Linked DNA regions of Homo sapiens: regions 2, 3 and 4 are each linked to region 1. A link is a loop called in an ENCODE intact Hi-C map of the cell type or tissue named here. Cell type or tissue: endothelial cell of umbilical vein. All regions are shown on one strand. Links, peaks and the distances in the headings refer to the core of each region. The heading gives the core; the rest is flanking DNA.

What was found. Hi-C counts contacts between places; a loop is a spot of excess contacts. Peaks named below come from ENCODE experiments on the same cell type or tissue, not always from the same donor. Only the 100,000 strongest peaks of a DNase experiment are listed, where the experiment ranks them.
Region 2: it touches region 1 in a loop (10-fold over the local background); 83 of 110 quality-filtered maps call a loop at or near these places.
Region 3: it touches region 1 in a loop (11-fold over the local background); 89 of 110 quality-filtered maps call a loop at or near these places.
Region 4: it touches region 1 in a loop (9-fold over the local background); 8 of 110 quality-filtered maps call a loop at or near these places.

The regions. Positions count from the first base shown.
Region 1 is chr2:85,063,723-85,071,305 of GRCh38, forward strand. LINC01964 (long intergenic non-protein coding RNA 1964) reads right to left here and starts at 3,625. Exons shown (of 2, transcript NR_146453.1): 1 at 1,061-3,625; 2 at 388-957. In endothelial cell of umbilical vein, for the core only: a CTCF peak has its summit at 3,258 (motif pointing right); a DNase peak (open chromatin) is centred at 3,319; H3K4me3 peaks cover 214 bases; H3K27me3 peaks cover 247 bases.
Region 2 is chr2:85,295,641-85,303,223 of GRCh38, forward strand. TCF7L1 (transcription factor 7 like 1) reads left to right here. Exons shown (of 12, transcript NM_031283.3): 5 at 6,844-6,976. Among named protein-coding and RNA genes, the nearest start is that of TGOLN2, 29 kb to the right of the region's middle. In endothelial cell of umbilical vein, for the core only: CTCF peaks have their summits at 3,317 (motif pointing left) and 4,890 (motif pointing left); DNase peaks (open chromatin) are centred at 3,301 and 4,881.
Region 3 is chr2:85,281,807-85,289,389 of GRCh38, forward strand. It overlaps TCF7L1 (transcription factor 7 like 1), which reads left to right. Exons shown (of 12, transcript NM_031283.3): 4 at 1,689-1,772. Among named protein-coding and RNA genes, the nearest start is that of TGOLN2, 42 kb to the right of the region's middle. RefSeq lists a silencer at 3,818-3,887. In endothelial cell of umbilical vein, for the core only: a CTCF peak has its summit at 3,840 (motif pointing left); a DNase peak (open chromatin) is centred at 3,825.
Region 4 is chr2:85,239,726-85,247,308 of GRCh38, forward strand. The region is part of intron 3 of TCF7L1 (transcription factor 7 like 1); the gene reads left to right. Among named protein-coding and RNA genes, the nearest start is that of TCF7L1-IT1, 57 kb to the left of the region's middle. In endothelial cell of umbilical vein, for the core only: a CTCF peak has its summit at 4,175 (motif pointing left); a DNase peak (open chromatin) is centred at 1,376.

The DNA.
Region 1 (7,583 bases), core at 986-5,985:
CACCACCACACCCAACTAATTTTTGTATTTTTAGTAGAGACAGGGTTTCACCATGTTGGCCAGGCTGGTCTCGAACTCCTGACCTCAGGTGATCCACCCACCTCAGCTTCTCAAAGTGCTGGGATTACAGGCGTAAGACACTGCACCTGGACTGTTTCTCCATAACTCTTATCACCATCTGACATCCTCCCTACCCCATATACACATTATGTGCACACACACACACACACACACACCCCTACATACACACACACATAGATGCCAGCTTCCTGAGGGCAGGGCTGTCCATTAGTCACCCTTGTATCTCCATGTCTATAAGGCATGGCACACGGTAAGTGCTCCATAAATATTTATGGGATAAAAGAATGAATGGTGTGGGCCAGACTCTGTTAAGAGTGTTTTTTATTATTTCAAAAGTGCATACCAATATAAAATACTCAGTCCCTGTGGAAAACAATTTGGCAGTTCCTCAAAACATTAAACATAGAATTACCATGTGACCCAGCAATTCCACTCCCAGGTATATCCAAGAGAATTGAAAACATATGTTCACACAAAACCTCCTACATTCATGCTCAGAACAGCATCATTCATAATAACTGAAAAGAGGAAACAACCCAAATGTCCATTCACTGATGAAAGGTTAAACAAACATGATCTACACAATGGACTATTATGCGGCCATAAAAAAGAATGATGTACTGACGCATGCTGCAACTTGGATGAACTTTGCAAACATGGTAAGTGAAAAAAGTCAGTCGCAAAACGCCACAGAGTATATGATTCCATTTAAATGAAATTCCCAGAACAGGCAAATCCATGGACACAGAAAGTGGATTAGTGGTTGCCAGGGGTTGGGCAAGGAGAGAGTGGGGAGTGGCAGCTCGTGTGCACTGGGTTTCTTTCTGGAGTGTTGAAGAGGTTCTCGAATTAGATAATGGCGACGGTTGCATAACTCTGTGAAGATATGAAAAGCCACTAATTTGTACACTTCGAAATGGTTAAAATGGTGAATTTTATGTAAAGTTTATCTCAAAAAAAAAAAAAAAGTCAAACATACCTGCGGTAGGTATTCTTAACATCCCCATTTTACTGATGATAAAAGTGCGTGTCAGGGACCAGCTCTGCCAGGTGCCCAGCAACCCTGCACATCTCCACCGGGCTCGACGGCAACCTGACCTGCGTCTTGGTGGAACACCCTGCAACTCCTCATGGAGCAAGGGGCGTTAAGTGGCCCTGTGCATCGCTGCCGTGAGTGGTCTCACCTGCCTCCCCACCCTTTTGGAACTGCTGCAAGGCCATTTCTCATCGATCTTCCTAGTTTCTGTTGAGCGCAGCGCTTTCCTCCTCTCTCCCCACTCCCACAAGTTACGTCTGCAGGTGCCTGCTAAGTCTGTAGAGTGCTCGGTTGCAGTTGAGAGCTGGCTGCTGCACAGCAGGGCAACCCACTGTCCATGCCATCTGGTGTCCCAACCTTCCAGCCTTGTGTCCTCCTGTGGGACGAGGGACACAAGGAGCGACATGTCATGCTGATTTAGCTTTTGCTGTCTGCGTATGTAACAACCTGTCCAAATCCATGTGGCTCAATGTCTCCCTACAGACAAATCTATGGAAGTGTGGCTGGCCAGCCCCACAGCTGCAGGGGTAATCTCTACGGCCCCGTTAGCCCCTGCTGCTTTGGGAATGCTTGATGCTGAGATGAAATAAATGTTCCTGGGGCCCACCACTGCTGGAGGCAGGATCCCATCCCAGCTGGTCTGACTCAATTCAGACACAGTAAAAGCCATCTGGCAGGTTATCTGATATGACAGTAAATTAAAATGAAGACAGTTCTAGAAAAGACGAGATTTGTTCTAAAGTTTTTCTTTCTGATCTCTTCAAAATTTCTGCCTTATCTTTACTACAACAATTCAGAGAAGTCAAGGAACTCCAAAGCCTCTCTTAGGGGCATTTAGACAGTCATCTTTGGGGAAATATGGGGCTAGGACACGTAAAGTCACTCGATGACTTTTAGAAATATTAGCCTGTGACCACATATACATTTCTTCAGGATTAGAAATTAAACTGGCAGTCTTTACACTATAGTTAAACATTGTCTCCAAAATTGCCCCTGCAGTTTCCAAAAGTTGAAAGCCCTCACCCATTAGGGACATTTGAGTCATGGCACCTTACCTAGGCCTTCTTCAACCACAACCCTGATCTTCCAGCTGCCTCTTCTGTCCTCAAGACAGAAGCTCGCCTAATCCTTGGAACAAGAGGCAGCAGATCCTGAGAAGTTTCTGCTTGTGTTTGTCGGCAAGGAGATGGCTTCAGCAGTGGTAGGGGCGTAGGCAGGGGCAGGGCTGCCCCCTTAGTCTGTGAGGCTGGTGATCGGCCACAGTGAATTGGCTCCATATCCACGAAGAGGCAAGGAGGCTCTGCTCTAGTGACCCAGGTCCAAACCTGGGAAGCTCCAGATCTGGGACAAGCTCCAGATCAGGCCCAGGCTAGCCGTGTGACGTTGGAGCAGCTGCTTAACTCTGAGCCTGCCCCTCCTGCTGCACAAGTCCCTGCTGGCTGTGTGGATGAGCAGAAATAATGTCCATGAAGGCATCACAAGGTCTCAAATGGAAGGCTCCAACAACTGGTTCAGTGAAAAAAAGGTTTGGAGAAAATACACATTTCCATGACCCCAACTGTGGAGAAATCTTTCTGTCCTTCTAGCTTTAAGAGTAGCAGAGCACTGTCTGGTGAGGAACTTTTCCTCCCGAACAGTCTCAAAATCGAAGCTCTGAGCACACTGAGCCAGGCCTTCCCTCATCTCTTCCTCTTCTGCACATTTGCTCAACTGTGATCTGAGTCAAGCCAGCAAGATCCAAGCTAGTCTAGCAAAGCATTTTCCAAGCAGCCTTGGAAAGGGGTTGGCCTCGTGAGGACACTGATTCCTAATATTTGCAGTTGGCTTTGCAGAGCTCTCATTACAGCGAAGGTGTGAGGGTGTCTGTTGCCACCCGCTTTTGAGAGAGAGGCACTGAGCACTACAACAGCACAGCTAATGTTTATTGGACCCTTCGTTCGATCCAGGAATTTAGATGGACTATTTTATTTAATTATTTCCATTAACCTGCTACCATTATCCCATTTTGGAAAGAACACAACGGAGGCCCAGGAGGGGTAAGGATTCTGTCCTGCAGTCCGAGGCCAGCAGGGCTGTGTTTCCCAGCACCGTGAGGGTCTTTACAGTTTGGGACCAAACAAGGGTGAAGTTCAGGACGGGGCCACGTGAGGGCGGTGGACTAACATGAAACAGAAAAGCAATCCGTTGCCCAAACGCCGGACAACTCCCAAAGGTCCTTGTTAACATCTATTTGATTTCTATTTATTTTCCAGGCAGCTGTGGGAATTGGGTAAAAGTGTGGTGTCTGGGGCCAGACTGCCTGGGGTCGATGCTGCCTCCATTATTTACCGACTGTGTAATCCCAGGAAAATTAGTTACCCTTCCTGTTTACCCTCCCTGAGCTTGCTTCTGCCTCTGTAAAGTGGCCCAGTTAGCAACCGGCAGGCCAGGACTCCAGAGCTACGGAGGACAAGTGGTGGCGCGATTATCGTAGCGAGCAGCACGGTGGGAGTGGCGCTAACGGTCAGTTCAGAAGACACTTCTGGAGATGGTTAATAGAACTTGGTATAAACAAACGGCGAAATACTTGCATTAGCCAACAGAGTGCTATTCAAATTGAACCATCAAAAGAAATCAAGGATGGGTGATGATGAAGCTGAGGATAGTTGCTCCAATAAAAAGTCGCTCTCCTTTGCCCAGTTTCTACACTGGGTCAGTTTTTGAACCCAGAACCCACTGATTGAAGCAGCGCCTGCAACTCCAGCAGGAAGAATCCTGCGACACGTGGCAATTGAACATGTAATGACTCCTTCAGGCCTTCCCTCAAAGGGACCTAAGACTATTTACTTGGGTAATTGAGCACTGGGGAAAAAAAATACTAAACATCTTGAGGACAATTAGACACAGACTTATAGTAGATATGAATAACCTTAGATCCCAAGTGTAATCATGGCCCCTGTTAGAATTAGGCACATACAGGCTGGGCACAGTGGCGCATACCTATAATCTCAGCACTTTGAGAGATTAAGAGGGGAGGATCACTTGAGGCCAGGAGTTGGAGACCAGCCCGGGCAGTATAGGAAGAACCTATCTCTACAAAAAATTTTAAAATTAGCCAGGTGTGGTGGTGCACGCCCGCAGTTCCAGCTACTCAGGAGGCGAGGCGGGAGGACCACTTAAACCCAGGAGTTCAAGGCTGCAGTGACCTATGATCATGTCAGGGTACTCCAGCCCAGCCTGGGCCACAGAGCAAGAAGCTGTCTCTAAAAACAAAAAACAAAAAACAAAAAAACGGAATAAGAGCATATAGCGACTAGGTATAAATGGAGTTCTGGCTAAACTCCAGCTCAGAATATGTCCATTGAGCAGTGGGCATTTCCTCAGTTCCCAAATGTATATGAAATAGAGATTCTTGGTAGTTGGCCTAATCTCAACAGTTCTTTTCATTATAGCAGTTTGAATGGGTGTGTAGTGGTTCTCAATGTGGATTAAATTTGCTTTTCCAAATTGACTATATTGAGCATCTTTCATGTGCTTATAGTTATTTGTATATCCTCTTTGGTGAAATGTCTATTTTGTACATATTTTAATTGGGTTGGCAGTTTACCTTGTTACTGAATTGATTTCTTTTTTTATTTCCCTTGAGACAAGGTCTCGCTCTGTTGCCCAGACTGGAGTGCAGTGGCACGAACTCAGCTCACTGCAGCCTTGACATCCCAGCCTGGAGATATCCTTCCACCTCAGCCTCCCAAGTAGATGGGACTATAGGCACACACCACTGTCTCGCTCTGTCGCCCAGGCTGGAGTGCAGTGGGGCGATCTCAGCTCACTGCAACCTCCTTCTCCCAGGTTCAAGCGATTCTCATACCTCAGCCTCCTGAATAGCTGGGACTACAGGCGCGCACCACCACGCCTGGCTAATTTTTTGTGTATTTTTAGTAGAGACAGGGTTACATCATGTTTGCCAGGCTGGTCTTGAACTCCTAAAGCCCCCTATAATAGTGAATATGGCTCCTATTAATAAGACGTAGTGGAAGTGGGCTACAACATAGTATCTGTCATATAACACAATGTCTAATGATGAGTTGGCTAGTACAGTGCCGGTTAGGCCTCCTACCATAAAAAGGAAAATAAATCCTAGGGCTCACAGCATTGCGGGGGATCATTTGGTATTGCTGCCGTGAAGCATAGCAAGTCAGCTAAAAACTTTGATGCCTCAAATTATCCACCTGCCTTGGCCTCCCAAAGTGCTGGGATTACAGGCATGAGCCACTGCGCCTGGCCTAATTTTGTTCATTTTTTGTATGAACAAGGTCTCACTATGTTGCCCAGGCTGGTCTCAAACTCCTGGACTCAAGTGATCCTCCTGCCTCAGACTCCTGAAGTACTGGGATTACAGGTATGAGCCACTGTGACCAGTCAGGGTTGAATTCTTTATATATTCTGGATACAAGTCCTTATCACATATATACTGTGCAAATAATTTTTCCCAGTCTGTGGCTTAGCTTTTCATTTTCTTTCTTTCTTTCTTTTTTTCTTTTTCTTTTTTTTTTTTTAGATGGAGTCTCTCTCTGTTGCCCAGGCTGGTGTGCAGTGGCAAGATCTCAACTCACTGCAACCTCTGCCTCCCGGGTTTAAGCAATTCTGCCTCAGCCTCCCGAGTAGTTGGGACTACAGGCGCGTGCCACCACGCCCAGCTAATTTTTTGTATTTTTACTAAAGAAGGGGTTTTCACCGTGTTAGCCAGGATGGTCTCAATCTCCTGACCTCGTGATCCGCCCGCCTCGGCCTCCCAAAGTGCTGGGATTACAGGCGTGAGCCACCGCTCCCAGTCTCTCTTTTTTTTTTTTTTTAAACTGGGTCTCACTCTGTTGCCCAGGCTGGAGTGCAGTGGTGGAATCTCAGCTCACTGCAGCCTCTGCCTCCTGGGTTCAAGGGATTCTCATGCCTCAACTTCCCAAGTAGCTGGGACTACATGTATGTGCCACCACATCCAGCTAATTTTTGTATTTTTAGAAGAGACAAGGTTTCACTGTGTTGGCCAGGCTGGTCTCGAACTCCTGACCTCAAGTGATCCGCCCGCCTCAGCCTCCCAAAGTGCTGAGATTACAGGCATGAGCCACCACGCCCAGTGCTTTTCATTTTCTTAATGGCATCTTTCACAGAGAAGTTTTTAATTTTAATGAAACTCAATTTTTCTTTTATGGATCATGCTTTTGGTGTCATGTCTAAGAATTATTTGCCTAACACCAGGTCATGATGTTTTTTTCCTGTTTTCTTCTAAAAGTTTTATAATTTTATTTTATACATTTACATCTATAATCAAGTTTATTTTACCACCAAATTCTATTACATCATCCAAGAACTACACAATTACATTTTTATTGAGTTTAAATTCACATAATATAAAGGTAACCATTTTATTTTTTATTTATTTATTTTTTTTGAGGCAGAGTTTCACTCCTGTTGTCCAGGCTGGAGTACAGTGGCGTGATCTTGGATCACTGCAACCTCTGCCTCCCAGGTTCAAGCAATTCTCCTGCCTCAGCCTCCCAAGTAGCTGGGACTACAGGCATGCACCACTACGCCTGGCTAATTTTTTGTATTTTTAGTAGAGACTGAGTTTCACCATGTTGACCAGGCTGGTCTTGAACTTCTGGCCTCAGGTGATCCACCCACCTCGGCCTCTCAAAGTGCTGGGATTACAGGCATGAGCCACGAGCCACTGTGCCCGGCCAAGTTAACCATTTTAAAGTGGACAATTCAGTGGCATTTAGTGCATTTACAATGTTGAGCAACCACCACTTCTATTTCTAAAACATTTTCATCACTCCAGAAAACCCACTCAGTGATTACTCTCCATTCTCTCTTCCCCACAACCCCTGACAACCACCAATCTGGTTTGTTTCTATAGATTTACCTATTCTGTACATTGCATATAAATGGAATCATACAATATGTGACCCTCTGTTCTTTTACTTAGCATGTTCTCAAGGTTCATCCATGTGTACCATGTATCAGTACTTCATTCCTTTTTCCTGCTGAATATCCCAGTGCATGTGTGTCCCTCGATTTGTTTCTCCATTCATCCACTGAGGGACATTTGGGTGGTTTTTACCTTTAGGCTGTTGTGAATAACACTGCTATGAACACATGCATACAAATATTAGTTTGACTACTTTTTTTCAGTTCTTTCAGGTAAATGCCCAGGAACGGAATGGCTGGGTCAAATGATCATTCTATGTTTAACTTTTTGAGGATCTGCCAAACTGCTTTCCACAGTGGCTGCACCATTTTACATTAATCCCAGCAATATGCAGGGATTCCAATTTAGGTTTTTAAATCAGAAAAACTTTCTCATCAACACTTGCTATTTTCTGGTGTTTAAAAATTATTCTCGTACTAGTAAATATGCAGTGGTATCTCACTGTGGTTTTTGGTTTGCGTTTTCCTAATGACTAATGATGTTGAACATCTTTCCATGTGC
Region 2 (7,583 bases), core at 2,460-7,459, 230 kb after region 1:
TCTGAAAAGTTTGAGAGTAACTTGGAAACATTGTGACCCTTTACCCTTAAATATTTTAGCTATATTATCTAAGAACAAAGGCATTCTCTTAAATAATCACAGTACAGTCCTCAAAATGAAGAAAGTAACATTTACTTTTTTTTTTTTTTTTTTTTTTGAGACCGTCTCGTTCTGTCGCCCAGGCTGGAGTGCAGCGGCACGATCTCGGCTCACTGCAGCCTCCGCCTCCTGGGTTCAAGTGATTCTCCTGCCTCAGCCTCCTGAGTAGCTGGGATTACAGGTGCCCACCACCACGCCCAGCTAATTTTTGTATTTTTAGTTGACACAGGATTTCGCCATGTTGGCCAGGCTGGTCTCAAACTCCTGACCTCAAATGATCCACCTGCCTCGGCCTCCCAAAATGCTGGGACCATAGGCTTGAGCCATCATACCCAGCCAGTAACATTAACTTTTCATGTCATTATCTTACTCACAATATAGATTGAACTTTTGGCCGTGTCCCAATAATGTCCATGATAGCCCATGTGTTTCTCCTGGTCCCAGGTTCCACCTGGCATCATGGATTACATGTAGCCCTCATGTCTCTTTAGTTCCCTCGAATCCAGCAGAGGTCCTTAGCCTGTCTTTGTCTTTCTTGACCTTCACATTTTTTGAGAAGTACAGGCCAGCTGTTTTGTAGAATGTCCCTTAGTTTGGGTTTGTCTGATGTTTCGTCATGGTTAGATTCAGATTGTGCATTTTTGGCCAGAATGTCACTGCACTAAAGTTGCATCCTCGTTACCTCATTTCAGGAGGTAGCCCTACAGTCTGCCTTTGTCCCAGTATTAGTGATGTTAGCATCAACTGTTTGGATTAGGTGGTATCTGACAAACGTTTCCACCCTAGGGTAACAATTTTTCCCTTTGTAATTAATAAGTGTTTTGTAGGGAGAGGCTCCAAGGCTATGCCAATGCCCTATTTCTCATCAATTTTTCACCCACTAGTTTTAGCAGGCAGTGATGGTTTTCCACCTGCATCGTTCCTTCTGTTCATTTCTGCTGTTGAGCTTCAGCGTCTTTGAAATTCTTACTCATGTCTCCCAGCCCATTCGTCTTTGTATAGACTGGAGTTGACATTGTGGCAAGTCACATTTGTGCCATTTGTAACTGTGATGAGAAAGTCGCTGATAGATACAGAGAAAAAAAATTAAAAACCATTCTACAAATAGTGTTTCTAAAGAAGAGACCAAACTGAAGGAAAAGAGGCAATTAAGAAAGTTAAAATGGGCTCTAAAAACAAAAACTTGAATTTATGGATTGAAAGAGCTCCTTTGAATTCTATAAAACTCAATGAAAATTGACATTCACCTAGACATATCCTAAAAACAGTTCAAATTGCAAGGGTTTAGAAATGTTTTCCTTCAAGCACCCATGCAGAAGAGAAAAAAAGGCAAATGCCAAAGGAACAAAAATAAAGGTAACCTTAGGGCTGTCTTTTGCCACCCTTAATGCCAGCAAACAGTGGGAAAAGAAGAGTTTGGGTAAGGAAAGGCTTATCCCAAGAATGACAAATCCTGTCCTACTTGCAAAGACCTCAGAAACATACCATTGCTCAGAAGGACCTGAAAGCACATTCCAGGTCCCAGAGTCTTTTCTCTCTCCTATTGCCCTGCAGAGACTCTTGACTTACCTTCACATTTTTCGTAGCCTGCAGCACACCACTTTCAGGAGCTCAGAAAGTATTTGTTGACCCATCCGTACAGACCCTCATTCTCCTCTCTGCTGCAGCCCACTGGCCTGCCGTGGGTCCTCACACGTGCTATGCCAGGCATACTACACTAGTGTTTCTTTGGCCAAAATGTCCTTCCCCACAATCAACGTGTCCAGCTCCCCACTTCTTTCAAAATGTGAAAGTCATGCTCTCAGGCCAGGCGCAGTGCCTCACACCTGTAATCCCAGCATTTTGTGGGGCCCAGACAGGCAGATTGCTTAGTCCAGGAGCTCAAGACCAGCCTGGGTAACATGGCAAACCCCCATCTCTACAAAAAATACAAAAGTTAGCCCGGCATGGTGGGAAGATCCCGTGAGCCCAGGAGGCAGAAGCTGCAGTGAGCTGAGGTCACACCACTACACTCCAGCCTGGGGGGACACAGTGAGACTGTGTCTCCAAAAAAAAGTCATTTTCTCATTGACACCTTCCCTGGTCATCCTGGGAAACATCCTGTTTAACCTGCTCACCCCCTCTATATTTCTTTTCTACTTTCTCTTAGTTTTTCTTCTTAGCATTTTAACACTGTATTAAAATATTTTAATAAACTTATTTATCTAATATTTTTTATTTTATTTTATTTTTGTTTGAGACAGAGTCTCCCTCTGTCGCTCAGGATGGAGTGCAGTGGTGCGATCTCGGCTCACTGAAACCTCCACCTCCCAGGTTCAAGCGATTCTCCTGCCTCAGCCTCCCGAGTAGCTGGGATTATAGGCATGTGCCACCACGCCTGGCTAATTTTTATATTTTTACCGAGATCATGCCACTGCACTCCAGCCTGGGTGACAGAGTGAGACTCCATCTCAAAAAAAAAAAAAAAGTGCAGGCCGGGCGCGGTGGCTCACGCCTGTATCCCAGCACTTTGGGAGGTTGAGGTGGGCAGATCACGAGGTCGAGAGATCGAGACCATCCTGGCCAACATGGTGAAACCCCGTCTCTACTAAAAATACAAAAATTAGCTGGGCATGGTGGCGGGTGCACGTAGTCCCAGCTACTCGGGAGGCTGAGGCCAGAGAATTGCTTGAACCTGGGAGGCGGAGGTTGCAGTGAGTCGAGACTGCACTCCAGCCTGGTGACAGAGCAAGACTCTGTCTCAAAAAAAAAAAAAAAAAAAAAGCATGTGAGAGAGGACACATGGCTTCCTAGGGAGACCAGAGTTTAAAGACCTTTGTCTTGTACCAACTCTAGAAACAGACTGAAATAGACGGGAAACACCTGAGCTAGAAAGAGCTGGCTTGCAGCGCTTGCCTGAAGGATTTAGGTCTGAGGTGGCTCTCAGGGGCTCTTTGGATGCATCTGGATTCAGCTTCCTGGCCATGCACACCCATGCCCACGCTTGTGTGTTTTGTCCCTGTTGGGGTTATCCACAGAGGGGTGTGCGGTGGTTCCCTACATTCCTAGTCCTCGGTTTGGGTATATGCTGTGAACATCCTGCCCCTGGGGGCAGCTGAGGAGAGTAATGAGCAGGAACTTTTATTGGGACAGAAGCCTGCAAGGAGAACCTTCCTTCTAGGAGGCCACTATCTACTTACCGCCTTCCCTCCCGGTTCATTTTCTGGACAATGATGCCACCTAGTGGGAAACGGTAAGAACTCACACAGCATTTCGACAACTATACATAGATCTTCAAATAAAAATTTCCCTACTTTGTATTAGGTTGGTGCAAAAGTAATTGTGGTTTTGCCATTAAAAGTATGGCCAAAACCACAATTACTTTTGCACCAACCTAATACTTAATTCTGTTACCCATTGAGTCCTGTTTGCTGGTTTCTCCCCAGGCCAAATACAGCACATGAGCAATCAGGATTTGCTAATACTATCACCAGTTTTTAAGACAGCTATAAATGATGTAAATAAATGTAAATTTAAAACTGATGCAGAGGCTGGGCGTGGTGGCTCACACCTGTAATCCCAGCACTTTGGGAGGCTGAGGCAGGGGGATCGCCTGATGTCAGGAGTTCAAAACCAGCCTGGCCAACATGGTGAAACCCCATCTCTACTAAAAATACAAAAAAATTAGCCGGACATGGTGGTGGGTGCCTGTAATCCCAGCTACTTGGGAGGTTGAGGCAGGAGAATCGCTTGAACCCAGGAGGCAGAGGTTGCAGTGAACCGAGATCACACCACTTGCACTCCAGCCTGGGTGACAGAGCAAGACTCTGTCTCAAAATAGAATAAAATTTTATTTTGAGCCACTGAGCCCGGCACAGTGGCTCACACCTGTAATCCCAGCATTTTAGGAGACCAAGGTGGATGGATTGCTTGAGCGCAGGAGTTCGAGAACAGCCTGGGCAACATGGTGAAACCGCGTCTCTACAAAATATTAGCGAGGTGTGGCAGTGCGCATCTGTAGTCCCAGCTACTTGGGAGGCTGAGGTGGGAGGATTGCTTGAGCCTGGGAGGTAGAGGCTGCAGTGAACCGAGATTGCACCACTGCACTCCAGCCTGGGCAACAGAGCGAGACCTTGTCTCAAACACACACACACACACACACACACACACACACACACACACACACTGATGCCCAGAAAGGCTTAATGAAAGGAGATATGCCAAAATGACCATAGCGACAGGGTTAGGATGGTGCAGTTATGTTGTCTAAATGCTTTGTGATACAATTATGATATAGTTTGCATTTCTTTCTTAGAAAGTTTGTGTTATTCATAGTATATTTTTTTAAGTAGTAGATCATGGTGAAAGTAAAGTTGGAAAATATGGAAAGAGAGACAATAAAGACAAAGTTACCCATAGTTTCACCACTCAAATATAACTTGTTTACATTTTTGGTGTGCTTCTATTTAGCCTTTTTTTAAATTACAGAGTTTATGTATTTTTTAATTGTGATTATGTATTTTCACGCTGGTAATAATTCTATTGGATTTATTTTACTAAAAGTCACCCTTTAGACAAAGCTGTTTCCAGAAACTATCATTAAGATGCATTGGCTTCCTGGAAATCTGATCTTACAATAATTTTTAATATTTTTGTGTTGTATGTTCATGTATATGGAGATATCTTCAAAAACGAGTAATTGGACAGGTGAAAACAGTAAGAAGACAGTACTTTTTAAATTCATGATGCAACATCCAGTGAGCCCACCAGCCACCAGCAGGGCCCAGCTGTGTGCTGGCGCCACCTGGTGGTCATGGTTATAAACGGTTTAATTCTCCGCCTCTCCTCTCTGCTTGGCACACTGAAAAGGAACAAGGCTGTGGTGAGCTCAAGGATACCCAGGAAATCTATGGATTGGAGTTTGCATTATGAGTACCAAATAGGCACCACATGAAAGGAAAGAAAGGTCTCATGGAATCTACGAAATGAAAAATTCAAAGAGGAATATAGCCATTTGGAGTTGTAGCCCTTGGGTTACCTCCAAATCATCTTTTTTACAAATCTCTTTTTTTTTTTTTTGAAATGGAATCTTGCTCTGTCACCCAGGCTGGAGTGCAGTGGCACGATCTCGGCTCACTGCAGCCTCTGCCTCCTGGGTTCCAGCAATTCTCCTGCCTCAGCCTCCTGGGTAGCTGGGACTATAGGCACACGCCACCATGCCCGGCTAATTTTTGTATTTTTAGTAGAGACAGGGTTTCACCATGTCGGCCAGGCTAGTCTCGAACTCCTGACTTCAGGTGTTCTGCCCGCCTTGGCCTCCCAAAATGCTGGGATTACAGGCATGAGTCATCGTGCCCGGCCACAAATCTCTTTTAAAAAGAAATCTCTTCTCCACTTGTAACTCACTTATCTTATTATCAAAAAACATAATTTCTGTCCTTTCTCTGTGACAGATAAGTTTTACGTTTTGAGAAGGTTCTGGGAGAGACAGGTTGTACAAGAGAAAACATTCTTGTTTATTAGAGCCATAAACAGCTGATATGAATCCCAGCTCTGCCACTTACTAACCGTGTCCCAGGCTAAGTCATGTAATCTTTCTGGGCTGTTCCCTCATCTCTGGAATGGGGGTAATCACAGCTTCTTTTCTAGGTTATAAGGAGTAGAAATTATGCCTGGTGCTGTGTTTGTAATGCAGGGTTCAGTGACCTGTAGATGTTTTTAAAATAAAAAGCCTTATGGATAAGTCAGATTAGGTTTAAACAATTAAAAAGTTAATTCTGTTTACCAATTGTAGAACGCACAGGTTTTTCCCATGTTAACATCTCTGAAGATGTGTCTGTGGCGTGCCAGCGTTTTTCTCAATAGCTTTATAAAATAATGGTGCTCCTTCCATTTGGTGGTGTTTTACACAGAATGTGGTAGTGAGGTCAGCAGAGTAAAGTGTTACAGAGAGAAGTGTTTCAAGTGCTTTAGGGTTGTGTCTGTAAAGCCTGAATATGAGACTTGGTAGTATGAGGTCTAATGGGGGCAACTCTCCCCCTGCCCTGTTCCCAGTCCCAGACTTGAACCTGAGAGCAACTGTTTCTATGAAGTTTATTTGAAAAATGTGTGTTAAACCTTTTCAGGGCCGGGCGCAGTGGTTCACACCTGTAATCCCAGCACCTTGGGAGGCCGAGGCGGGTGGATCACCTGAGGTCAGGAGTTCAAGACCAGCCTGGCCCACATGGTGAAACCCTATCTGTACTAAAAATACAAAAAAATTAGCCAGGCGTGATGGCAGACGCCTGTAATCCCAGCTACTCCAGAGGCTGAGACAGGAGAATTGCTGGAATCCGGGAGGCAGAGGCTGCAGTGAGCCGAGATCATGCTACTGCACTCCAGCCTGGGTGACAGAGCAAGACTCCATCTCAAAAAACAAAACAAAACAAAAAAAAAACCTTTTTAGATTCAATGAGATGACACAGCGCAGATCATCCCTCAGCAGCCTGTAGTGTTTGAGATGACACAGCGCAGATCATTCCCCAGAAGCCTGTACTGTTTCCCACACACAGTGCACGTGAGGGGAGCGATGGAGGGTGGGTGTGATCCCTTCTCAAGTCCTGCTGCTCTGCTGTGTCCACTGCTGTCATCTCTCAGGGACTGTTTTGAGGACTGAATGGGATGTTGCCTGGAAAATACCTGGCACTTACTTGATTCCATAAATAACAGCTGGTCATACTCTCCATCTCCTTGGCAACCATTCCTGGTCTTTTTTGTCTCTTTCAGTCTAATAAAGTTCCTGTCGTTCAGCACCCGCATCACATGCATCCGCTGACTCCCCTCATCACCTACAGCAATGACCACTTCTCCCCCGGCTCCCCTCCCACCCACCTCTCCCCAGAGATCGATCCAAAGACAGGTAAGTCGTCTGCCACTCAGGCAGTGCTGCTGCAGGGCAGGCGGGCTTCTCTTTTGTGGGAACATAACAGCCCTTGAATCAGGCTGACCTGGGTTCAAATCATGGCTCTTTGTCTCAGGAGTCTTTGGACCTTGTCTGCTAACTTTAGCCTTGTCATTTTTTTTTTCATCTGTGCCTCCCCTGTACCTTCTCCACCATAGGGTCACGATAAGGCCCACAGGAATTAAATGCAGTAAAGCACAGGGCCTGGCTCCATAGGCAGTGTGTGGGGTGGCTCTGCCCAAGTCTAGCCCAGCTGTGGGCCGTGCTTCCCTACACCAAGACATGTTTGCCCTAAACTGAACATTTTTAAATAGATTCATCAGTCTAAGCAGACACAGAAGTGCAACCGTAAAGCAGTGAGGCCAAACTGGCTTTTATTTATTTATTTATTTAAGACAGTCTTGCTGTGTCGCCCAAGCTGGAGTGCAGTAGTGTGATCTCAGCTCACTGCAGCCTTGACCTCCCGGGCTCAAGCAGTCCTCCTCCCTCAGCCTCCCGAGTTGCTGGGACCACAGGCGCATGCCACCATGCCCTTGCCCAGCTAATTTTTGTATTTTTAGTAGAG
Region 3 (7,583 bases), core at 894-5,893, 220 kb after region 1:
GACACCTTTTTGAAAGCCCAGTCAGTCCCTGCCATCTTGGTCAAGACTTATGGTGAATGAAGAGCAAAGGGGCCTTCTGGGGCTCTTCCCATCGCCCTCCTGCTCCTGTACACAGCAGAGCCAGATTGTGATTGATTTTTCCTGATATTACATGACCAGAGTGAGGGATGATTCAAAGGCTTCTTTTTTTTTCTTTTTTGAGATAAAGTCTCACTCTGTCGTCCAGGCTGTAGTGCCATGGCACGATCTTGGCTCACTGCAACCTCCACCTCCCAGACTCAAGCGATTCTCCTGCCTCAGCCTCCCGAGTAGCTGGGACTATAGTCCTGCGCCACCACACCCAGCTATTTTTTGTTTTTTTAGTAGAGACGAAGTTTCACCATGTTGGCCAGGCTGGTCTTGAACTCCTGACCTCAAGTGATCCATCCACCTTGGCCTCCCAAAGTGCTGGGATTACAGGCATGAGCCACTGCACCCAGCCAAAGACTTCTTTCTGTGAAACTTCCTGGGGCCACCACTTTCCGTTACAGCTTTCATTCTCAAAGGAGTCTCAAGAATTCTGCAAAGAGGCTGCTTGCGGGTCTGTTGCCCAGAAGCAACCTGTCAGCGTTGACACTAAGACAACATGTGTGCTTTTGCTCCTGGCAAAGACTAATGGTTTGCTTATGGAAATAATAGGCGTCATTTATCAAATGTCTCCCATGTGCGAGGCACTGTGTTCAATATGTGACACCGTCCCTAGTCCGAACAACCTGTACCGTGAGTGATAATAACCTTGCCTTACAGATGCTGAAACTGGGACTCAGAGTTGTTAATCACTCATTCAGGGTCACACAGCCTATGTTGGCAGAGTAAGAGCCTGAACCCATGAATGCAGGGCTCCGGAGCCCAGAAGGGCCCTTCCCAGTGCTCCTGACTGCTGCTCCACTCAACTCATTCTTTCTAGGCTCTTGGCAAGGACTGTGCCATGCCAGAGAGAGAGAGAGATTGTGTGTGTGTGTGTGTGTGTGTGTGTGTGTGTGTGTGTGTGTGTGTGTTGGGGAAGTACTGTTTGGTTTGGGTTTTTTGCACTGACATGAGAAAGAATGGGGTGCTGGGTAATCTTTTTCAGGGTTGAGAGACGCTATAATGAAGGAAAGCTCAGCATCCTTGAGTTGGGGTAGATGTTGCCCATGACTCTGTGTCAGGCAGATGGCTTTTATTCATTCATTCCCAGATACTTCTGGATGGCTGTTTCGTAGGGAGCATTGTGTGTGGATGTCGTAAGTGATGGAAATGGATGGGGCAGGATGGCCATCTGGGAGCCTCTGCCTCCTTGGTCAGCCCTGCGTGTCCATGACTACAGCATAGGGAGGGGACTTGAGCCTCACTAGTAGGTTCTTTGAATATGTTGATTGGTTGTGCTGGAATGGATCGGTTCTCTCCACCACTTAAAGTTCAGCTTAGTTGTCATTCGTGTCCCCCCCCCCAAAATGACATAGGGCGTGGTGAGGCTGGTAGTGATTGTAAATATATGCTCGCTCCTGTTATAATCGTTTGGAAATTGACCCAGTACAGGGCATGTGGCATGAAAATGCAGGCCACCCCAATGGCCTGCCCCGGTGCCCTAACAGCAGAGCCCAGCAAACTTTGAGTACTTGTGAGGCCTCATCTCACCAACAGCTTTTTCTTTTCTGTTCCCTGTGCAGTACCTGCAGATGAAATGGCCCCTCCTCGATGTCCCCTCCAGCGCCACAGTCAAGGACACGAGGTCACCATCTCCAGCACACTTGGTAAGTCTGTTTCACCTTAAAGCACCAAAGGGCCACTATTAGTGGCCTCATCCCATGCCACTGCCTTCTGCCATCACGCTGAAGCAGATGGGGTCCAACAGTGTTTCCTCAAATGTGTGAGTACAGTGAGGAAGAGCTGAGTGCTTGGGGCTAACAATTGGGTTGTGACCTCAACACACACACCACACCGCCTCAGATGTTTTGTAATTGGAATAGCCGTCCCCCAACCCCCATGGCCCTGGCTGCTCACCCTGGTTCATCACAGAAGCCTGCCTGCGATCCTTCCCGGCTGCCATCTGAACCCGCTGCCCACTTCACGTGGGCAAGGGTGGCTTCTCTGTCCTGTTGAGGCTTACCCAGAATTGCCTCCTCTTCTCCCTCATAGCTGCCAGGCAATAGTTGAAGAGGCTCTTCTGTTTTTGTTTTTGTTTTTGTTTTTGTTTGTTTTTTGAGACGGAGTCTCGCTCTTTTGCCCAGGCTGGAGTGCAGTGGCACAATCTTGGCTCACTGCAACCTCTGCCTCCCAGGTTCAAGCGATTCTCCTGCCTCAGCCTCCCAAGTAGCTGGGACTACAGGCATGTGCCACCACGCCTGGCTAATTTTTGGTATTTTTAGTAGAGACGGTGTTTCACTGTGTTAGCCAGGATGGTCTCGATCTCCTGACCTCGTGATCCGCCAGCCTTGGCCTCCCAAAGTGCTGAGATTACAGGCATGAGCCACCGCGCCCGGCCGAAGAGGCTCTTCTGTACAGGATGTTATAGGAAAGAATTCAATAGGACGTATGCAAACAAATGCTCCTCAGGGCAGCCGAGCCTCTTCTGCCAGGCCCTGTGGCAATACCAGCTGGAAAGGAGGGTCTGGACAATCCTGGGAGACAGGAGCAGTGGATCCAAGCAGTACCTCTGGCCTCCTCAGGACATGCAAAGGACTGAAACCCAAAGCTGATAAGAGATGCTCCTGGAACAGAACCAGATATCCTACTTTCCTGGGCTTTTCCTGGGTGCTTGGGTCAACACTTGCCTTAAGATGCACTCACCCCACAAGCTAACTGGTGCTCGCCGACTGTACAGTGAGCCTCAGAATCAGGGAATGCGGTTAGAAGGGACCCTCATCCTGCATGACCTATGCATTTTACAGACGAGCAGACATAGGACTTCACTGTTACTGCCCTGTACTAGGTATTAGGCGTTGGGCTTCTATGATGTTTATTAAAGTTTAATTACAGAAAATTTTAAAGATGTATCAAAGTAGAGAGAATTACATAATGAATCCCCATGTTCCCTTCACCCAGAATTTCCCTCCTGCTACATAGGGGATTTAAAGTGAATCCCAGACATTACTTCATCTCATAGGACATTTTAAGAGATACTGATAGCTGGGCGCAGTGGCTCACGCCTGTAATCCCAGCACTTTGGGAGGCCGAGGTGGGCGGATCACGAGGTCAGGAGATCGATACCATCCTGGCTAACACGGTGAAACACCGTCTCTACTAAAAATACAAAAAATTAGCCAGGCGTGGTGGCGGGCGCCTGTAGTCCCAGCTACTAGGGAGGCTGAGGCAGGAGAATGGTGTGAACCCCGGAGGCGGAGCTGATAGTGAGCCGAGATCGCGCCACTGCACTCCAGCCTGGGTGACAGAGCGAGACTCTGTCTCAAAAAAAAAAAACTGATAATTCTTATTCATTAAAAGCTTAGAGTCTAGCAGAAGAGAAAGAAGATATGTGCAGAAAGCTAAATAAATAAGGGTGCAGGGAGCCTGTATGATTTCCAGTAATCAGGAGACCTGCTCCTGTGGAGCCCTTGGGAGTTTACAGTGGGATCTACAGTGGGATGCCACATGCAGCTCTCAGGTGATTGTCACAGCCATCACCAGGGAGTCAGGCAAGGATGACAGTGGAAGGAACCGTGAGTGCGGGACCAGCCATCCGGGAAAGGCAGCAGGTTCTGCAGCCAGTCGCCAAGGCACAAGCTGCTGTTGAACAAGCACTCCACACCTCAGGCATAAGCCAGGGTAGTGGCTTTGGCCCAGAGTCCCACTTGGGATAGCCAAGCACGAGGCGCGGGTGCCCTCTAGTGGTGCCAGTCAGCCCTGGTGGAGGATGTGCGGACCACATCTGCCCACCCTAGACCTGGCTCGTGCCCTGCACCTCCCCCCAGTGCAGCCATCTCTGTTTCAGATCTGTGCCTTCCTCTACCTCTCCTGTGCCGTCTGCCAGCCCACTCCTGAAGACCTGAGATGGCTGGGTCCTCTGTCTTAGTTTCTCTCTGCATATTGTCGCATCTCCATCTACTTTTCAAGAATGTTATTTCCCTTTAAAAACTAACACATGAGGCCGGGCGTGGTGGCTCACGCCTGTAATCCCAGCACTTTGGGAAGCTGAGGCAGGCAGATAACCTCAGGTCGAGAGTTCGAGACCAGCCTGACCAATGTGGAGAAATCCTGTCTCTACTAAAAATACAAAATTAGCCAGGCATGGTGGCGCATACCTGTAATCTCAACTACTCAGGAGGCTGAGGCAGGAGAATCGCCTGAACCCGGGAGGCAGAGGTTGCAGTGAGCCGAGATTGTGCCATTGAACCCCAGCCTGGGCAGCAAGAGCAAAACTCCATCTCAAAAAAAAAAAAAAAAAAATCGGCGTGGTGGTACGCGCCTGTAATCCCAGCTATTTGTGAGGCTGAGGCAGGAGAATTGCTTGAACCCAGGAGGTGGAAGTTGCAGTGAGCTGAGATTGCACCACTGCACTCCAGCCTGGGCAACAGAGCAAGACTCTGTGACTCAAAAAACAAACAAACAAAAAAAAAAACTAACATATAGTGGCCAGGTATGGTGGCTCATGCCTTTAATCTCAACACTTTGGGAGGCCAAGGAGGGAGGATTGCTTGAGGCCAGGAGTTTGAGACCAGTCTGGGCAACATGGTGAGATCTCTACAAAAAAGACGGAGTTTTGCTCTTGTTGCTCAGGCTGGAGTGCAATGGCGCGATCTTGGCTCACCACAACCTCTGCCTCCTGGGTTCAAGCGATTCTCCTGCCTCAGCCTTCCAAGTAGCTGGGATTACAGGCATGTGCCACTATGCCCGGCTACCTTTGTATTTTTAATAGAGACAGGGTTTCTCCACGTTGGTCAGACTGGTCTCAAACTCCCAACCTCAGGTGATCCACCCTCCTCGGCCTCCCAAAGTGCTGGGATTACAGGCGTGAGCCACTGCGCCTGGCCAAAATTTTTAAAATTAGCCAGATGCAGTCATTCACACCTATAGTCCCATTTACTCAGGAGGCTGAGCTGGGAGTTCGGAGCTGCAGTGAGCCATGATTGTGCCACTGCACTCTAGCCTGGGTGACAGAGTGAGACCCTGTCGTGAACAAAAAAACAAAACTAACACGTGTACTCTGAGTTTCCCATTCTTCCTTTTGCACAGAGCAATCCTCTGAGAAATGAAAGAAAAACCCTGTGTTCAGCCTTCCTGTTCCTGTGAGCACCGTCCTGTTTCTTTTTTATTGTTTACCGCCTGACTTCCCACACCTCTGTCACCTCCTTTATTCTGCCACTCCACTGCAGCCCGGCTTAGCGCTTCAGTCACCATCGAATAACTAACTCCACTCATTTTCCTGCTTTTTTGCAACACAGCCGACAGCCAAGGCCTGACTACTCTCTGCTTCCTGTAAATCTTATCATTGACTCCAAGATACTGTATTAATACACATAATCAGTTGTTTGTCTTTTTGAAGCTTCCATTTTCTTTCTAGACTTTTATTCAAATAAATCAACTCTTCATCATCACTTATTCCTCTCAATGTTTGTGACAGAAAAAATATATAAAATCCCATCAAGAGAGCTGTAGAACTCTCAAGAAAGTTCTACACCCGTAGTTCCAACTGCCAAACAAACATCTAACCATTGCAGATGTGTGCTCTGCAAATAATAACTCAGCATTGTGGTGGAGCAGGGGTCCCTTATTTTGTCTAAGGGCAGAGAAGCATGAACCGTTGCCACACATGGCATTATAGATAGCAACATGGATAGTTTTCTAGTAAATTTTATATTACCGTAGTCTATATTATAATATAGCAAAGCAGACACAGGCCTCAAAAACTTAAGGAACATTTATGGGAGAAAATCTTAACTGGGAATTCAACAGATGGGGAGAAGACCATCATTCTCAGTTTTTGAGGCAGAGCATCTCATTCCAACGAGAGGTGTGTACGTGCAGGAGCAAAACCTGAGACACCCGGGGAGGAGGGTATATGAGTGGGAGGCTGTATAATACACTTGGTTGCAATCCCAGATCCACCTCTTTCTATTTATGCAGCTCCAAGCAAATTACCTCATCTCTCTTTGCCTTGGTTTCCTCATCTATTAAATGGGGATTAGAAGAGACTGACTTCATAGAGTCGTTGTGCGAAAATGAGCCAGTGTATTGTAATGAGTCTAGAATTGTGCCTCTACCACAAAATAAGTCCTCAATAACTATTAGCTTACTACTCCCAGCGTCACCACCACCACTACCGCTACCTCTACTATTATTAAATGAGAGGGAAAGAACAACGAAAATACTGTTTAATTAGCAAAACTAAGAGGTAATGAGGGCCTGAATTAGGTGCCAGAACAAATGGACAGATTGCAGAGGTAACAGAGATAATGAGCCTATAGAATTTAGCATCTAATCCCCCAAGGATATGATTTAATTGGTCTGGGGTGCGGCTGGTATCTTAGTTTTTAAGCTCCCCAGGAGATTCCAAGGGGCAGCCAGAGTCGAGGATCATTGTTGTAATTGCAAATCACAAACCAGAGGCGGAGTGGAAGGAGGACCTAGAGACATCCCAGTTTACTCCATGCGGCTCTCCAGGCTAGACGTGTGAGCAGAACTTGAAGGTTTTTCGGAGGGAGTCACAGAGGTTTGGACACCGGCTTTTTTGTTAAAATACTTGAGATTATGAAATGTATTTTAGAGTCAGGAGTAAAATATTTAAGGTGAGGTTTGCCCTGGGAGTAGAGCAAGCGAAGGAAACAGCCTGCATACTTGCAGAGATTTAGTGAGTCATGTAGAAGCTGCCTAACAAGGAAGTATGTCTAAGCAAGTCACAACTGGGCCCGGGTGCGGGATGAAGTTAAGTGCTTAATAATTTGGACTTTACACCTTCAAAACAAGCTCTAAAGACTAACAGTAACATTGTATAAGCAACTATTTGTAAGATCCGATCAGTGTAATTTCATCACTTGCAGATTATTATCCAGACCCCTCACCATGGCCCCACATGCCAGGTGCCTGTCTTCCCTCCAGTGTCCCCCAGGAGCACTGTGTCCAGCCACGCAAAACACATATATGCCCCTCTAGAATATAAGCAACACGAAGACAGGAATCGCATCTGAGCGCCTGTTGTAATGCTCGGGAGCATTTGTTGAATGAATGGAAGAATGAATGGTCTGGTAAAAAGTTAATACCCCTTCTCTACCCACATTTACCCAAGATCCAACCCCTTTTTTCATTCAGAACTGTTTTTTAATTTTAAAAAATCTTTTTTTGAAACCGTAAAAGTAATGCATGCACTGTGTAGAACTCTTGGGAAAATGCCAGAAAGCACAGAAAAAGATCTATAATCCCACAACCCACAAACATTTTGTTAAATAGTATTTCAGTCTGGAGTGTGTGTGTGTGTGTGTGTGTGTGTGTGTGTATACTTATAACTTGCTCTCTGATGACCAAAATGCTTCCTGTCCAGGTAGATGCCTAATAAATTCTGCTGAGTTACAGGCAAATGGGGCCAGAGACCCAGAGACCAGGAGACAAATAATCCAGATAACTTGGAAATG
Region 4 (7,583 bases), core at 1,216-6,215, 180 kb after region 1:
TGAGGTCAGGAGTTCGAGACCAGCTTGACCAACATGATGAAACCCCATCTCTACTAAAAATACAAAAAATTTAGCCGGGCATGGTGGCACGCACCTGTTAATCCCACCCACTGGGGAGGATGAGGCAGGAGAATCACTTGAACCTGGGAGGCAGAGGTTGCAATGAGCCAAGATCGCGCCACTGCACTCCAGCCTGGGCAACAGAGCGAGACTCCATCTAAAAAAAAAAAAAAAAACAAAAAAAAAACAAGAATGAAAAGGAAGCAAGTAAATTAATTTTAATAGTATATCTTATGTAACCCAATTCATCAACAGTATTAGCATTTCAACATGTAATCAATTTAAAGACTGATTACTGAGACGTTGGATGTTCTTTTCTCGTACTGAGTGTTCCGTGTGTGTTTCCTGTGGCCTGCATGCCATTTCCAGGGCTCCATAGCCACATGTGGCAAGTGGCCACTGCACTGCATGGACCACGTTGCACAGAGCAGCTCTGGGAGCCTCCCTTTCCTCCTCTGCACAATGGAGATGATTATGTCCCTGCACCTCCCTCTCTCACAAGGCTGTTGTGAACACAGAGGAAGCCGGGGGACTGCTGTGGAGATGAAGGATGTTTTAAACCTCAGGCTGTCATCGCAGAGGGTGTGGATGGCAAACCGGAGAGGAGTCAAAGGGCTGATATGGGAACTTCCCTCCTGTTTCTAACAGTTCCCGTGTTAGAGGTGAAGGAGATAACTGAGAAACACACAGATGATAAAACCATTGGCTGGGCATGGTGGCTCACACCTGTAATCCCAGCACTTTGGGAGGCCAAGGTGGGTGGATCGCCTGAGGTCAGGAGTTTAAGACCAGGCTGGCCAACATGGCCAAACCCCATCTCTACTAAAAATACAAAAAAAAAAAAAAAATTAGCTGGACATGGTGGCGAGTGCCTGTAATCCCAGCTACTCTGAGGCAGGAGAATCGCTTGAACCCAGGCGGCAGAGGTTGCAGTGAGCCAAGATCACACCAGTGCACTCCAGCCTGGGCAACAGAGCAAGACTCTTGCCTCAAAAAAAAAAAAAAAAAAATCAGTTGCCTGAAATAGTGCTTGTACTTACAGATTAAGTCACCAAGGGGCAGAATTTTGTGCCTGCTGAAATTTGAAAAAATAGTCTTGCAGCCAAAAGAGAGAAAAATGTGTTTCTTTCCTAAACTATGGTAATAGTAAAAGTATGTGATGCTTTTTGTTAAGTTTTATTTTAATGGAAATATTAAATCTGTGCCTTTTGTTTTTGTTTTTAAGGAAATGGAGAAAGGAAGGAAGCTGGAGGGTTTAAATTCATTATGCTAGCTTTAGATTCTGCAAAATCAGGAAATCAGAAAGTACAAGTTCTCAGAGTTAGTGACATTTAACTCAATTGGGAAGGGCCCGCCCAAGGTCACCCTTTTAAAGGGTTTGTCTTCCTTTTCAACATTTTTTACACAGCATGTCTTTTGGAGCTCAGCAGTTTTTGCTCTCTTTCTTTCTCAGTGTGGGAACAGAAGTTGGCACACGAGTATTTTCCTCATTTGACTCTTGAAATGCCCTGTCCTCAGTGCCTTCTACATGGTGGTGCACAGTAGAAGTTTGTTGACTGACTCATTGAGTCTAGAGGATGGGAGCAGGGGAACAGCAGGGAAGAGCCTCTTTGCACTCTTTGATCCAGAGGACTGGATGCACTTTGTTTTTGTTTTTTTTTTTTTTTTTTTTTTTTTTTTGAGATGGAGTTTCACTCTTGTTGCTTAGGTGAATGCAATGGCACCATCTTGGCTCACTGCAACCTCTGCCTCCCGGGTTCAAGCGATTCTCCTGCCTTAGCCTCCTGACAGCTAGGATTACAGGTGCCCGCCACCATGCCCAGCTAATTTTATATTTTTAGTAGAGACAGGGTTTCACCATGTTGGTCAGGTTGGTCTCGAACTCCTGACCTCAGGTGATCTGCCCACCTTGGCCTCCTAAAGTGCTGGGATTATAGGCATGAGCCATCGGGCCCAACCTGGGTACACTTTCAAGCAGTCCTTGTTCATGCATGATAATTCAGGCCCCAGATATATTTTTATTTTATTGACTTCCTTAGAAACTTAAAAAAAGAAATTAAATACAGCCACTGTTTATTTTTAGTATTTTAACTAAACTGTCTGTTGGACTCTATTTGTATTTCCTTAGGACCTGGATAACTCCGTGAGTCCAGGAATAGTTTGCTTTTTGGTAAATATTCCTTTCAGGTTTCTCTTTGCTTGCTTGCTTTTTTTTTGGGCGGAGGGGGGCGGTGGTGCGGGGGGGCAAGAATAGATTTTTGAATCATGAGAACCTAAAAACATCTGTAAGTCTAAGGGACCATCTTAAAGAAGCCAGTGAGAACTTCTTCTATTATCTGGATCACTTAAAATCAAACCAAGCATTTACCTACAAGGCCCCAGGGGCTCTGACATTTGTGATCTCATAATTCTTCCATTGATACCATGAGGCTGGAAACCCTATGGTTGCTGGCTTCCCTGGGTCACTTGGCTGCCTCTGGGCTGCCAACATAGAACCCACGTCACATAAAGCCCCGGCCCAAGTAAAATGCCAACATCCAGGCCAAATCCACACTTTTCCATTTGTGAACATGTCGCGCTTAAGAATTACCTCCCTTCTTTCTGGGATGGCTCAAATAATGGAAGGAATGGTCCTCCATCACCTTGAGGTTTTGTCAGCTTGACGTCCTCATCCAAGCCTGACCACAGCCGTTATGACAGCATGAATGCAAACACCACCTCTCCTGACCTAGACGCTGCACCCGGCTGTGCCCGCTTCTGCTGTAGGGAGAGTCAGTGAGGTCCATCTGCAGCCTTCCTCCTTTTCCTTGAATGGGGCTTGGCATTGAGGTTTGTGCACACCCTGTATAGAAGGCAAATGTTGAGGCCAGCCTTGTCCCCAGGCTCAGTCTTCCTGAAGACTTTGTCACTCCTGCTCACAGCACCCACTTTCTCCCCTTCCACACGGGATGTGTTGCTTCCTCCTGTTTCTTCTCTTTGCAGATCTCCAGTTTTCTGTCTCCTTCAAGAAATCTCCCCAGGGCCTCTATATCCCCTTTTCTCTGCCTCCCTATTGAAGCAGATGTTTTACCTCAGCCTTTCCTAGTACACTGTACTGTTTTAAAAACTATTGAATGAAAGGGCATGTTTTCCTTTCCTTTCCCCATTTAGATTACACACCTCTGGCAGTGGGGCCTCCAGCAAGTCTTAAAGATCTCGACGCACCGACATCTTGGCACATAGTAGTTAACAATAAGTAACTGTTCAATTGGCTTCTAGTTGAACCTCATATGTCTTGGTTAACATGTGCAGGATTGGTAGGCATTCAGCCCCAATTATTCCGCCCTTAACTCATTTTTGCAGTTTATTAATAATCAGTTGGCACGCAGTTTCGAAAGAACTAATTCTGTAATAACATGTTATGGCTACTCCTCGGCGCCATTACATGCCTGAGGTCCCTTGCTGTCCCTTTGTGTTTTTGATGAAAGGTAACAGCCTGGTGTTCCCAGCCGTCACCCAGAGGTGGGAGCAGATCCGGCTGCTGCAGCTTATTGCTAGGAATGGGTGAGGCTGAGTGGAAGCTTTAGTAACTCAGGTGCGGCTCTTAAGCTTTGTTTTGAGTTTCAAAAGGGCTGTTTTGTCCCTTACTCGTGAAGTGGCCTTGTGTGACATAATGGCCCCCTCTGTGCAGGGTTCGAGGGGAAGGGAAGGGGAACATGCCCAGCGACTCCACGTGGGGAAGTTGCATTTCCACACCATTCACAGGGGATCCAGTGTTTTCGGAATTGTCTGGGTGTGAACAGCATAAGAGGTGCTAGAAACTCAGCAAGGGAAGGGGGAGCTGGGCCAGGAGGAGAAGGCTGGGGATGGGCTGAGGAGAGAGAGCTTCCTGGCCAGAGGCAGCCCCAGGCATGGGTCTTGGGTTCTGAGTGGGCAGGATTCTGGCTCAGGGTGAGAGGTGAAACTTCGTTCAGGAGATATACGCTGAGCCATCCACTACGTGCCAGGCACCTTAGAAAGGGCCGGGTATTCATATTGTGACTTCACACGGCTCCCTGCAGAGTTGACGTTGGGAGCTGCCCTGCTAGCCACGGACCACATTGTGAACAGCACCCCCTGGGGGTGGGAGATGTGGTGGGCGGAGTTCAGGATCCAGCCACAGGGAAAGAACGAACAGGCAAACTGTGGGATCCCGGCCTGCCAGGGAGGGTTCAGGGTAAAGCCTTCAGTTTGCTTGTTCATTCATTTATTCAATATTTATTGAAGGCCTCACAGGGAGGTGACAAACTCTATAGACACATACACGGGGGAAGAGCACGCCAGGCAGAGGGAACAGCAGGTGCAAAGGGGATGGCGCTTGGTAGGTTCCAGGAGCGGGCAGAACAGAGTGGCTGGAGCAGAGTGGGCAAGGCTGGGGGGCAGCACTGAAGGAGGCACAGTCAGAAAGGGGACAGGGGGCTGGTCACAGGGGCATGCAGCCCATGATGAAGCCTTTTGACTGAGATGGGGAGTAGAGAGGGGTCTTGAGCAGAAAGGTGACGTGATCCAACCTTTGTTTTAACGTAGCGCCATGGCTGCCATGATATAATCATAGACCGAAGGGGTCAAGGGTAGAAAATCAGAGACAAGTTGTTGGGCCAGTGGGGCCTGGATGGTGGCAGTAGAAATGGGGAAAGTTCTCAGATTCTGGACCCATTTTGAAGGAGGAGTGACAGGATTTGCTGATGGAACAAATGTGGGGAGCAAGAGGAAGAAGAGTTAGGAATGTCTCCTGGGCAGTGGGAAAGAAGAAAGTGTCATTGACAGAAATGGAGAAGACTGTGGGAGGGGCAGGTTTGGGAGGAAATAATTAGGAGCTCTGTTTGGGACATGTTGTATTGGAGATACTTTTTGGACATCCAGTGGGGAGAGTGATAGGTGGGGTAATTGGGTCTAGAAGTCAGGGATGAGGTCTAGGTTAGAGACAGAGACTTTAGTCATCAGCATGTTGATGGTACTTCAAGCCATGAGACTGGAGGAGATCCCTGAGACTGAAGCTGAGAAAAAAAGAGGTCAAGGGCTGAGCCGTGGGCACTACAGCTTTTGCACACTGGAGAGAAGAGCAAGAACTGGCAAAGGAGACTGAGAAGGAGCAGCCAGAGAGGTAGGAGGAGACCTGGTGGGCGCCGCATTCCTGCAGCCAAGGAGGGGAGTGTACGAAGGAAGAGGGGCTGCTGCTGAAGGTCGAGTGAGATGAGGGCTGAGAAACAACCATTAGGTTTAGCAAATGCAGGTCTTTGCTGTCCTCAAAATATAGACTTGGCACTCTGCCCGCTAGCAGGACAGATTCCAGAATAGAATCTGGTATCAAGACAGATACCAGGGAGAGGAGGCTCTTCAAAATCCCAGGCACGTCTGGCCCCCTAGGAGACTCAGGAAAAAGTCTCCAGACTTGGAACCTAAGCTGGACTGCCTTATCTGAGAAGATTGGTGTAATCAATGGTTTGGTGTCAGGCTCCCATAGAGAATGGGGTGAAGCTGACTATGGCTCAGCACTTGCTTAGGATAGTGGGCCATAGGGGGTTCCCTTCTTGGATGGAGGGCCGAAGGCAAGCCTCTTCACTGGGCATCAGTCACCAGTCCCTCTTCCCTCTAAGATGGGGTAGGTTGGCTGACAAGGCTTCCCACTGGCACAGTGCAACCAGAAGTCCCAGATGGGGACCTGGAACCATGTGGCTCATCTTTGAGCTACAAGGTCAGAGCCAGGGGCCTCTTTAAAACAGACCGGGCCAGGCACGGTGGCTCACATCTGTAATCCCAGCACTTTGGGAGGCCGAGGCGGGCAGATCACGAGGTCAGGAGATCGAGACCATCCTGGCTAACACGGTGAAACCCCGTCTCTACTAAAAAAAATACAAAAAATGAGCTGGGCATGGTGGTGGGCGCTTGTAGTCCCAGCTACTCGGGAGGCTGAGGCAGGAGAATGGCATGAACCTGGGAGGAGGAGCTGGCAGTGAGCCGAGATCGCACCACTGCATTCCGGCCTGGGCAACAGAGCGAGACTCCATCTCAAAAAAAAATTAATTAATTAAAAAAAAAAAAAAACAGACCAACAGTTGCCCATAGACCAACAGCAGTTTGTCAGATGGAAACAGTTAAAGGATGGCCATGTCCTTCTTGGGCAGTGCAGTGCCGGTTTTGGTCACCCGGTGACTGACCAGCTCTCCTTTGCCCAGAAAGATCTCCAAGTGAATGGCAGTCAGGTGTCCCCCATGAATGTGGTTTAGGACAGGACTGTCCACAGTGCTGACTCAATGCAATGGTGTTATTTATTGCTTCTGCTAGTGGTGGTGGTTGGCTTGGTTCTGATCTCCAGATGTAACAGTGCCATCCCGGCAAGTGAAATCATGCATTGGGAAAAAATCGAGGATGGACATCTCAACACAGTTGGGTGTAGTTTCCACTTGCAATTACTCATAAGCTTCACAGGCTTAGTGGAATCTTAAACTGCCCTCAAAGGAAAACTCAATTAGATCAAAATGGATTTAATTACTTAATGAATTCTAAATGTGTCAAAATTGACAGGCAAGCTTATTTGGGGGCCTGGGAGAGGGAAGTACTATGAAGAGTGTCACATGCCTTTCATGACAGAGCAGAAGGGAGCTCACCTCCCACACAGCTCCACCCACATATTCCCAGATTGACATACTTAACGACTCACATCCATTATCTCATTTCATCCTCAAAATAGTTCTAAGAATTAAGTGCAGCTGGTATAATCACTCCTATTTAATAGACAGTGAGTTGAGGCTTATTGAGGTGATGGATTTGCCCCTGGCAAGGCGAGGCTCTCCACGCAGGTCTCCTGACTTCTCCATCTGGCCGTTGCTCGGTGGGGGAGGAAGCAGCCCCTCTGACAAGTGTACTCATGGATATTGCCACCAGCATTTATTAATAACAGATGAGCCAAGTGCTCAGCAGAATTGCAATCCTAAGGACTCTCAAGCATTTCTCTCAAGATATTTTTTTCTTATCTCATGAAATCATGCAGTCTAGTCATTATCTGATACATGTACCCCCATGATGGTTTTGACCACCACCCTCCTTCCCTCTTGTCCACTTGTAGGACAGGAGAATTGCTCTGTGCCTGATGTCACCATAGGTCCTGGCTACCCACCATTCTCTGTAAAGAGTGAGTGCCAAGAGCTTTCAGTGAGGTACATTCCACTGGAGTGGGAGGTTTTAGCAGCTCTTTCCTTCATAACTGAAACAGTTGATTGATTGTGCTGTTACCAGGCTCTGTTTGTTTGCCCCACTGGGTTTGCATCCCTACAAGAAGCCCCCTCTGTCTTTTTGCAGGTGCTTGAGCAAGTACACCATGCTAGTGAGCAGTTCAACAGAATCCATTTTCTTAGAGAAACTGGTGAAGTGAACACAGCTTACCAGGATACAATATCCAAATTAGCACACTACCTTTTATTGTTATTAATATCACCATGACCGCTATTATTAACCTCTCCCTCTTATACAAACACATTCACTCATATGCATCCTATTTCAGAAGG